2 separate regions of the Homo sapiens genome follow, and region 1 is linked to region 2. The links are chromatin contacts, found by Hi-C or POLR2A ChIA-PET in ENCODE. All regions are on one chromosome and are shown on one strand. Each heading gives the region's core, a stretch centred on a gene start or an enhancer-like site at or near the end of the contact. The rest is flanking DNA. Distances are from core to core; before and after follow the strand shown. Region 1 has its middle 200 kb from the start of LINC01228. Region 2 overlaps WWOX (WW domain containing oxidoreductase).

What was found. Hi-C counts contacts between places; a loop is a spot of excess contacts on that map. ChIA-PET counts read pairs that join two places held with the same protein, here RNA polymerase II (POLR2A). Pooled maps may share reads with other maps.
Region 1: a map of PC-9 shows a loop between it and region 2 (11-fold over the local background). The contact joins two enhancer-like sites. A Hi-C loop is called at or near these places in 1 of 168 maps with a recorded cell type or tissue (PC-9) and 1 of 50 pooled maps. POLR2A ChIA-PET finds 5 or more read pairs at or near these places in 2 of 52 experiments (GM12878 and activated T-cell).

Annotation. Positions count from the first base shown.
Region 1 is chr16:80,024,557-80,029,362 of GRCh38, reverse strand. No RefSeq gene overlaps it. Among named protein-coding and RNA genes, the nearest start is that of LINC01228, 200 kb to the right of the region's middle. RefSeq lists enhancers at 1,809-1,868, 1,378-2,577. Within about 2 kb of position 2,207, at least 6 of the 41 ENCODE cell types and tissues checked have a DNase peak (open chromatin) inside an H3K27ac peak, as active enhancers do; they include PC-9, where a contact is called at or near this core.
Region 2 is chr16:78,209,332-78,213,914 of GRCh38, reverse strand. All of the region lies in intron 5 of WWOX (WW domain containing oxidoreductase), which reads right to left. Among named protein-coding and RNA genes, the nearest start is that of WWOX-AS1, 30 kb to the left of the region's middle. Within about 2 kb of position 1,819, at least 4 of the 41 ENCODE cell types and tissues checked have a DNase peak (open chromatin) inside an H3K27ac peak, as active enhancers do; they include PC-9, where a contact is called at or near this core.

The DNA of each region.
Region 1 (4,806 bases), core at 958-3,457, 1.8 Mb before region 2:
TGGGGTGGGGACACAGACCCAAACCATATCAGCCCCTATCTGGAAAGGCCTCAAGTGCAGCCACAGTAAATGTGTGAATCATTGCTCCTTTCCTAATCCCACCTGCTGTTTCAGCTTAGTTTTCCACTGTTATTTCCCTACTCCCAAAGCTCCTGCTGCACAAATCTCTTCTTTCTTCCCAGGGCATTGTTGTCAAGACTCTTGCAAGCTACTTAGAAATGTTTGCACTCAGCAAAGCCTTCTTGTATTCAAGAGGGTGAATGAGATAATGGCGATAGAGAGGTTTAGTGGCTATGGGGCCCTGCTGCTTAGCAGTTAAGAACCTGCCTCTCTTGTAATCCAGCTAGCATGCACTGGAGCTGGGTGGTCTGATAGAAGTTTCTTAAGTTGGTGCTTCCACTTTCCTCATTACCAAATAAGATAAAAAAATTACAATATTTCTGAGTTATTTGGACTGTTAAATGACTTAGCATATGCAAAAACCTTAACAAGGTGTCTGGCACAGAATAAGCCGCCACTGGCAAGAGTTCCTTCTCATGTATATGAAGGTCGTGCGCTTTGGAGAAAATGTGGAGAAAGGACATTTGGACTGGATCATGAAGTGATCCAGCTTATGGGCAGTGTTTGGGGTTTGGGTAAGAATAGTCTTTGTGGAAGGAATAACACAAGCAAAAGGAGAAAAATAGCCATGGGATGGGGGCATGGGAAGGGAGGGGTCTGAGAAAATGTGGAGGAAGGACATTTGGACTGGATCTTGAAGTGATCCAGCTTATGGGCGGTGTTTGGTGTTTGGGTAAGAATAGTCTTTGTGGAAGGAATAAGACAAACAAAAGGAGAAAAATAGCCACGGGATGGGGGCATGGGAAGGGAGGGGTCTCTAGCGAGGAGACTGTCTCTTGTCTATCCTGAGAGCCTCTTCTCCCCTTCTACCCACCATGAATCCTGGGCTACAAATAGGAGAACATCTCACTATTCTTAGGAGACCAGACCTTTGAGGTACATCATGCCTGGGCTTCCTCCCTCCACGCTTTGGAGCACTTTCTCTGACTCACTGGCAAGATCACCTCTTCTTTATGCACCATGCACAGAACAACCCTCTGTTTTCAGCCTTATCTTGCTGTATAATTATAATTATATATGTGTGTGATAGAGGGTCTTGTCTCCTTGTTGAACTGATTTTTTCCATGTTTATGAGGGAGCCATGTCCATCTCTATGTTCTCCATGCTTGACTCATGGTGGGGATTCCGTGGTTGTTGTCTGAAAGTATAAATAGACAATGAATGGATAAAGAAAGAGTTAAGTGAATACAGTATTTTCCCACTAAAGACTAGTCCAAAGCATAGTGTGAAAGCAGTATAATATAGAGCCATGTTCCTCAACAGGTGGGGCGTGGATCAGTAGCATCTTCCTCACCTGGGAGATTGCTAGAAATGCAGACTCCCAGGTCTCATCCCAGACCTGCTGAATCAGAATCTGCATTTTAACAGGATCCCGGGGTGATTCATGTACACTTTACAGTTTGAAAAGACTGGTCTAGTGGTTAAGAGAGAAAGCTCTGGAGACCGAGTTTCAATTCCAGATCTGTGTCTTACCCAGCTATGTGGACTGGACTTATTCCCTCAGGGCCTTAGTTTTCGCATCTTTCATATGGGCAAAATGATAGGAGCTCCTTCATTGTCTTGTTGTGATGATTAAATGTGTTAACATGTGTAAAATACCTTGCACGATGCTTGCCAAATGCAAGCATTCAGTGTTCAAAAAATAGTAGCAGTTGTTATTATTATTCATATCCTTCTGACTGCCCGTGAGACCGTGGAGAAAGAAAGGAAACCTCGCTGAAGATCTAAATAGACACTGCTCTGTGTTTCCTCTCCAAACCCGGTAGCTGGGTGGTGGGGACCGGCTGGCCTCTGGGCTGCCTCTTCCTGCATCGGGCCCCCTCAGTGGGGCACTGCTGACGTGAGCAGCGTGGCCCTTCTCTCTGCTGTCATGCCGCAAGCCCAGAGCTTCCTGGAGCTGAGGACATCAGCTAGACAGAGAGAACCACCCTTTCCCCGGCGCTGAGTCATGCTATCTCTATTCAGACAGGGATCAGGGCAGGTGGGAAACTCTACAGCCTGGCGGAGATGCCCCGGGCGAGGGATTGGGTGACTCATACTGGGACATGAGTAACACTTATTACATAAGGGCAGATCGAGAGTATTCAAGTGCCACACAAGCCTGAATCTGTCCCCACAGACTGGGGAGGGGGTTGTCAGGAAGGAGACTTGCCCAAAGACAAGTCCTGGAATCTCCAAAACAAGTTGGCCCCACTTCTCACGAGTTGCTTCTTTCACATATATGCCCAAGGACAATATCATCATCATCATCATTGATGTGGTTATAATTTGAAACAGGCAGATAAATTGCTTTTCAGGACTAGAAAAAACCTGTGGGTAACTTACTTTAACTTTTAGAGGTGCAGATTAATTAGCACCCAAACTTTGGAGATATGAAAAAGCAATAACTCTCCTTTTTAAGAGCTATGTAAAAAAAGTGAAGTCAATTTAAAAAGCAATTCAGTAGAAGAAATACATTTATTTAACAAACAAGGATAAAAATTTTACACTGATGAAATTAACAGTATTCCTCCTTCAACATATGCATATTCCAGGATTGTGAAGGTAGAGAGAGATGTATACCCACTGATGATGAGTGTGGCAAAAATCAATGGAAGCTTTCTGTCGTGAAGTTGGGCTTAAAAGTCTTGTGACATTGGACCTTCTAGGTTTAAGCTAAAGACGCAATCTGAAATAAAAAAGATAGTTATGAAGAGAGAAACGTTTTCTAAATTATTACTTATAATAAGGGAATACAGAAAGCACTTTTCAAATCCAACTATACAATTTGGTTTCGTCTATAAGTGGTAAATGTACTGGGCATTCAGCTATTGGAAAATCTTTTGAAGTCCTCAGTACTATAGAAGATCCTAGTGCTAAAATGCTGGGTTAAATGGTAAAGCAGAAAACAAAATTTTTAAAGCCTTAGGGTCAAAGCTACATTAACAACAACAAAAGGTCTCTCTACTCTGGAAAAAAATCCAACTGTAAAAGACTAGAATGAAACATAAAAATATTACCAGTAGTTATGGAAGTTCAGTGAACATTTTCCATCTTGATTAAATTTTCAAAACTTTCTGTACTTAACATGTCTTTATGACATAAATGTATATACAAAAGTATTATAAATAATAAATATCATATACACTTATTTAGAATATATATGAATATATAGTATAAAAGTGATATATAATATATAACATATGATTTGAAACAATGAATACTAGCAATATAGTATAATATAATATATAGGAAACTGTCAGATTAAAGTTGAAGGAGACTCTGTGGCCAGTGTTTTATATTCATATACCAAATTCTTCTTATGTGCAAAGGGTGACCAGCATACAAAGGTTAGCTAATTCATAACTTTAGTCCAGTGTACTTTAGAAGAAAAATTAGATGGGTGTGGATTATGTGCTATATTAATCCCTATGGATTAGATATTTCTGTGTAGAGAACTCTGATTAATTTCCTTATTGCTGATCTAGCCAGGCAACAGCTTTTACTTGTGGTAGTTACAGGCCTTTCGACCTCACAGTAGATAAATCAGATGGCAATAGAATTGGTACACACTCCCTTCCATCCTCTCCCCACCCTTTCAATAAATGTCAATTTTCTGGGTTTTTCCGGGCCATGGAATGTACGTGTCATAACCGAAGAACAAATCCATTTGCATTCTCAACCCAAACACCATTTTGGAACTCCAAACCTCCCTGAATGCCAACAGGGCTGTGGCTCCATGCCCAAAAATATAAAGGGAGAGCCTCTCACTTCCCATGAAATCTTAAATCTGCTTTATGTCAAATGGTGGCTCCAACAGAAGAAAGTGGCCAGAACCAAATACTCACATTCTGATACATCAATCCGGTTAATCCCCTGGTCCTGCTAAGCTACAAGGACTTCCAAAAACACAGTCCAGCTATCGTGAGGCATGATGTTTTTTCCAAGCCCTGATCTACCAGGCATGCAATTGCCATATTCATTGTCCAAGGCCCCATCTCTTCTCCTGTTGATCTCCAACCAGGGGTTGCGAACTAAAGCCAGTGGGCCAAATGCAGCCAGTTGCCGGCTTGCTTTTTCTTTTGGCCCTTTCTTAATGGCCCTTGATCTAAGAATGGCATTTATTTATTTATTATTAACCAGATGGTTTGAAATGATTATATAAATATGTACCTAATAGCCTTGAGGCTGCCTTTTGGCCTTGATTTTGCGCAGAATATTTACTATCTGGTTCTTAAAAGAAGCCTGTCCTGAAAGTTTTTGTTGTAACCATCCCAACCTAAGAAATTATTTCCTGGATGCAGCTCCTTACTGATACTCCTGTTCCATGCTGCCCCCTCCCCACATATTTTTTGTTTTTTAAAAGCATCCAGAAAACCCGTCAGAGCATGATTTTCCTCTCCTTGGAGCCTTCCTACGGCTTCTCTTTCTTAAATAAAATTCTACTTCCTATCTTTTCCTTCAAGCCTGAAGCCCCTGCCTACCTCTGCCTTCATCACCAACAACTCTCCCATTGGATGGGTTCCAGCCTCCTGAGTAACCTGTTCTTTTTCACGTTGAGCCTTTGGACATGGCCCTAGAATATATGCTTCATGAAGCAGGGATTTCGTATTGGTGATGTCATCATGTTCTTCAGGGTGGTCTTTGGCACATAGCACACATTGTATTTATTCTGCACCATGGAATATATATGTCATTACCAAAGAA
Region 2 (4,583 bases), core at 570-3,069:
GTCTGGAGACAGCCTCCTGAAACCGCCCTGGGGGCCCCAGAAGCCCTCAGGTCTCCAGGGCTTGTCACTCAGGCACCGAATACACTTAGCCTAATTGGATATTATTCCTTCTTCATGAAGCCAAGCAGGTTGTCACCTAGTTCCCTGGGTAAGACATTTGCAGCTTCATTTTGCAATTACATCTCCCTGGTATTTGTCATGGCACAGAAGTGAAATTTCTGTCTCTGGTCCCCAATGTCATCTTTTCCTTCTGTTTAAAATCTAGGTGCTATGCCAGTTCTTTTTTTAATCTGTAAGTTCTTTTCCACCCTCTCCCCCACAAAAATCCTGCAATATCTGACCAATTATTTTCTCAGTCACATTAAAAATAGATGCCATTCGCATTGCCACTATGGCAGTTGTGAGCGCTGCTCATAAGTATCCTGATCTTCAATTCTTTAGGGCACACAGTAGGACTGCACTTATCTTTCGAATTGGGGCATGACCATTGCCTTGCTTTCACCAATGGATTGTGGGGAGAAGCAAGATTTCTGAGTGGAAGTGCTTAAGCCAGACACTAATCCCCCATGCTCCCTTATATTAGGGAAAGAACAGAGGCACATGTAAGAGATGGTGCTGAGGTCAGCCTGGATCCCTGAAAGATTTTTTTTTTTTTTTTTTTTTTGAGATACAGTCTCGCTCTGTCACCCAGGCTAGAGTACAGTGGCATGATCTCAGCTCTCTGCAGCCTCTGCCTCCACGGTTCAAGCAATCCTTGTGCCTCAGTCTCCCGAGTAGCTGGGATTACAGGTGCACGTCACCATACCTGACTAATCTGTGTTATTAGTAGACATGGAGTTTCACCATATTGGCCAGGCTGGTCTCGAACTTCTGACCTAAAGTGATCCGCCCACCTCCCAAGTTGCTGGGATTACAGGTGTGAGGCATCGGGCCCAGCCAGATCCATGAATGACTTTAAAGCACAGCCCCTTACCTCCCATCTGTGGTCAGATATCACGAATGGGAAATGAATTCACCATGCTAAGCCACTGAGATCCGGGCGTGTTTGTTACAGCAGCACACTCCAGTGCAGCTGGCCTGAGAAAAGCCATTTTAAGCAGTTCAAGTTCCATCCTGTGTTCCATGTCTTTCTCAAGAGGTTGGCTTTTACTTTGCCTTCCAGCATTACCAGACTGTTCATGAGTTATCAAGGGCAGACCAGGCAGGCCTCCCAAGGGGCAATATCTATCCTAAATCTTGCGTCCTTTTTGGTTCCTCTCTATGCTGCATACCCTCTTTCGTGGACCTAATTCAGATTTGTAGAACAAGAAAATGTTTCTCACCACCTTGTCATGAAGGGGACCTAGGTGAACTCACCCACATTTCAGCTACAAAATTCAAATGCAGACACAGCCCATCTATCAGTCCTCATGGGACTTTGCAGAATCCAATATAAACTACAGAGGTAGTCAAAGAAGGGGTTGTTCCTCCATTTCCCCCTGGCAAATCACCACCATTCCTGGGGCCTGGATGCTTTAGGGATCACAGTAGGATTACACTTCCCTGTCCTTTTGAATTTGGGGATGGCCATTGACTTGCTTTCGCCAATGCAAATTGTTTCCTCTGAGGTTACATCTATTCCTACCAGCCTAGATTGATCAGCCTCTGCCCTCAGAGAAGAAATCAATCCCCCCTTTTCCATGGAGTGAGCTTTCCTTCTGTGACAGCACTAGACTGCCAAAGAAGCAGAGAGCTGAAATGCTCCCAGCAGCTCTACAGCTGAGGCCAGGTGCTAGCCTCTGGAATGAGGCTGGACTGGGCAGGGCAGTTCCCGGCCCTGCATTCCAAACAGGATGCTCACCTGCTTGCTGCTCCCACATGCCTTTCCCAAATACACCAAATAATAACAAAAGAAGATGTTCAAATAAATAGAGCTCCCATGATTATGTACCATGGTAGCAAATAAATAGAGCTACCAGGATGTTAACATGCATTATCTCCAGTGTCCAAAACAAACTCAGCTCAGAGAGGGTAGGGGCAGTTAATGACAGAGCCTGGATTTGAACCTCGTTCTTTCCACACCATATTCTGGTCCCTCCCACTGGTGCAACCTTCCTCCCTTCATGCATGTTCTTTGAGTTCTTCTCCCTGCTGGGAAGATCTTCTCCAATCCTAGCTGTGCTGCAAAGCCAGGTTCCCACTGCAAAGCCACTCCGTTATTCATTCTCACCCTGAACTCTTCCTTCTGGAACCACTTCTCTACGGTGTTGGTAACAGAGTTAGCACACTGATTCTAAGCACACAGTCCAGCAGCCTCTTTTTTCTATATTTCCAAGACATCAATGTAGTCTTGACAATGCAGCAGCAGCAGCAGCAGCAGGAGCAACAGCAACTGCCAAGGTCTGCAAGTGGCTTCAAGATGCCGGGGACTTTATTAAGCAGTTCCCAGGTGTGATCGCTCTCTCTTGCACTCATACACTCAGCTCAAAGGTCACCTCAGCAATGAAGTCTTCCCCAAGAACCTGACAAGATCAGTGCTCAGCACACAGTAGGCCCACAGCATGTATTTGATGTACAAGTGAACAAAAGGAAGAATGAATGAAAAGAGCTCTTCAAAGCCATGCCTCTGGACTCCTTGTGACGTGTGAGTCCCCTGCCACAGCCATAAGAAGTCTCCAGCGGTTCTACCATCGCCTTCTTGAGAAGTAACACCCACCCTAGACTCGTGGGAAATTGGCAGCGTGGGAATTAAACTCACAATGTCTGTTCTCTTCCACTGAGCTGCACTAGGGCCAGAACCCAAAATAAATTCCTTTCAGCCCTCTAGCCTCTCAGTAGGAATATCTGAAGTATCTTTAATCAAACTTTAGAGGCTGAAATTGCCCACAATTCTAAAAATGCCTCCAGTTACTATGGATTTATCAGTGAAGAGAATGAAATAAAGAAAATTTGTTTCATAGTTAAAGCCAAGGCCACTTTATCCCAGATGTACTTAAATCACTTAGCTCTTAACAGAATCTTTAACTATAAATATACTAAATTTGGTAGTAGGATAGATTAACTACAAAAGGAAATTAACACTGCCTTAGAGAATGTAGATAACATATTAAACCACAGATAGGCTACTTTGGAGAATTATAACTGGGTAGACCTAACATTTTTAAATGGATATTAGAGATGATGAAATGCCACTTGGCCACCCTCTGAAATGCAATTGAATTTACATTGATTAAGGAAAAACAGGGGAAATCTAATATTATATAATGCCTTACATTAAAAACTTTAAACAAGCCCCAAAGTGGCTCCTTAGGAAACAGGTTTTGGGTGACTAAGCAGTGTGTCATTAGCCCTCTGGTGAGAAAACGCAGGATTTAGTTCCTTATGAGAGACAGAGAAAGAGAGAGAGACAGAGAAAGAGAGAGAGAGTGTGTGTCTGTGTGTGTGCACGCGCGTGTGTGTGTCAGGTTTCAACTGTGGGTAAATTAGCACTTGCCTTCCAAAGAGACCAGCAGCAACTACAAAAGTTTGCAGGGCTTTGTCATTAGCCTGTTTGCATTCTCCAAAGCAAACTGACAGTCTCATGATGCAGGGCATTAAAAATCCTCAGTGGTATCGACTGCCTGAAGCCGATGCTTCCCTGTTAAATACAGCATGGCTCAATTAAGAGCTCTTCAATATACAATTTAATTTTTCTTTCATCTTGATCCACAGCCTGGCTCAAAATGAGGAATGCTAGAATAGATGTACTTTGAATATTGAAGCAAGTCTTTATAAATAAACCTATCACCCTTGTAATGATTTCTGTCATAACATGACAAAATAGATGAAGCTCGGCGTCTGGAACTTCAGCTCACACGTCATTTTTCCAACATCACCAGGACCCACAATTTTTTTTTTTCTTTTTGGCTTTTCTCGTACTTTTTTCCAGTTATCTCTGAATAACATTCTGCTGTTTAAGAAAAGTTTATCCTTTCTTCTTTTCATTCCCTGTGTGGCAATTCTTCAGAAAGAACGAAGAAAATTACTATTCTGCTACTTACATGTAAGAGAAAGAAGGTAACTTATAAATGAATTATGAAGGTCTTACCCTTGGAAAGACATACATATTTCATCATAAATGTGATCCATTACACTTATTCTACATACAGTATTTATATTTGTACATGATTATTCAAGGTTTCTTTTTTTTTTTTTTTAATCTCCGCAAGCCCATACTTTCAAAAGCAAATCCAACATTCTCCTTTAACCTGTAAGGCTCAGACTAGAGGATACAAAAGGTACTCCCAATTGACTCCACATGTATACTCTCTCTCTGGATGGAAGGTATTAGATTTACAAAGAATAGCAAGAATCATGGGATTTCTCAAAGGTGCACATATTATACAGAACAATGTTCAAATACCTGCATGAGCTTGCTATGAGTCAAGGAGGAAGACGTTTCACTTTGGGCCTAAGACAATTTCTTATATTGAAACATATTCATAAAAAACAGACTTGACAACAGTTAATGCCTTGGATAGAATTGTGTAGCTCTGACATGCATTTCTGACAGTTGGCTTGAGCTAGATGAAGAAGGAACAGGGCTCTCTCTCCCGAAGTGGATA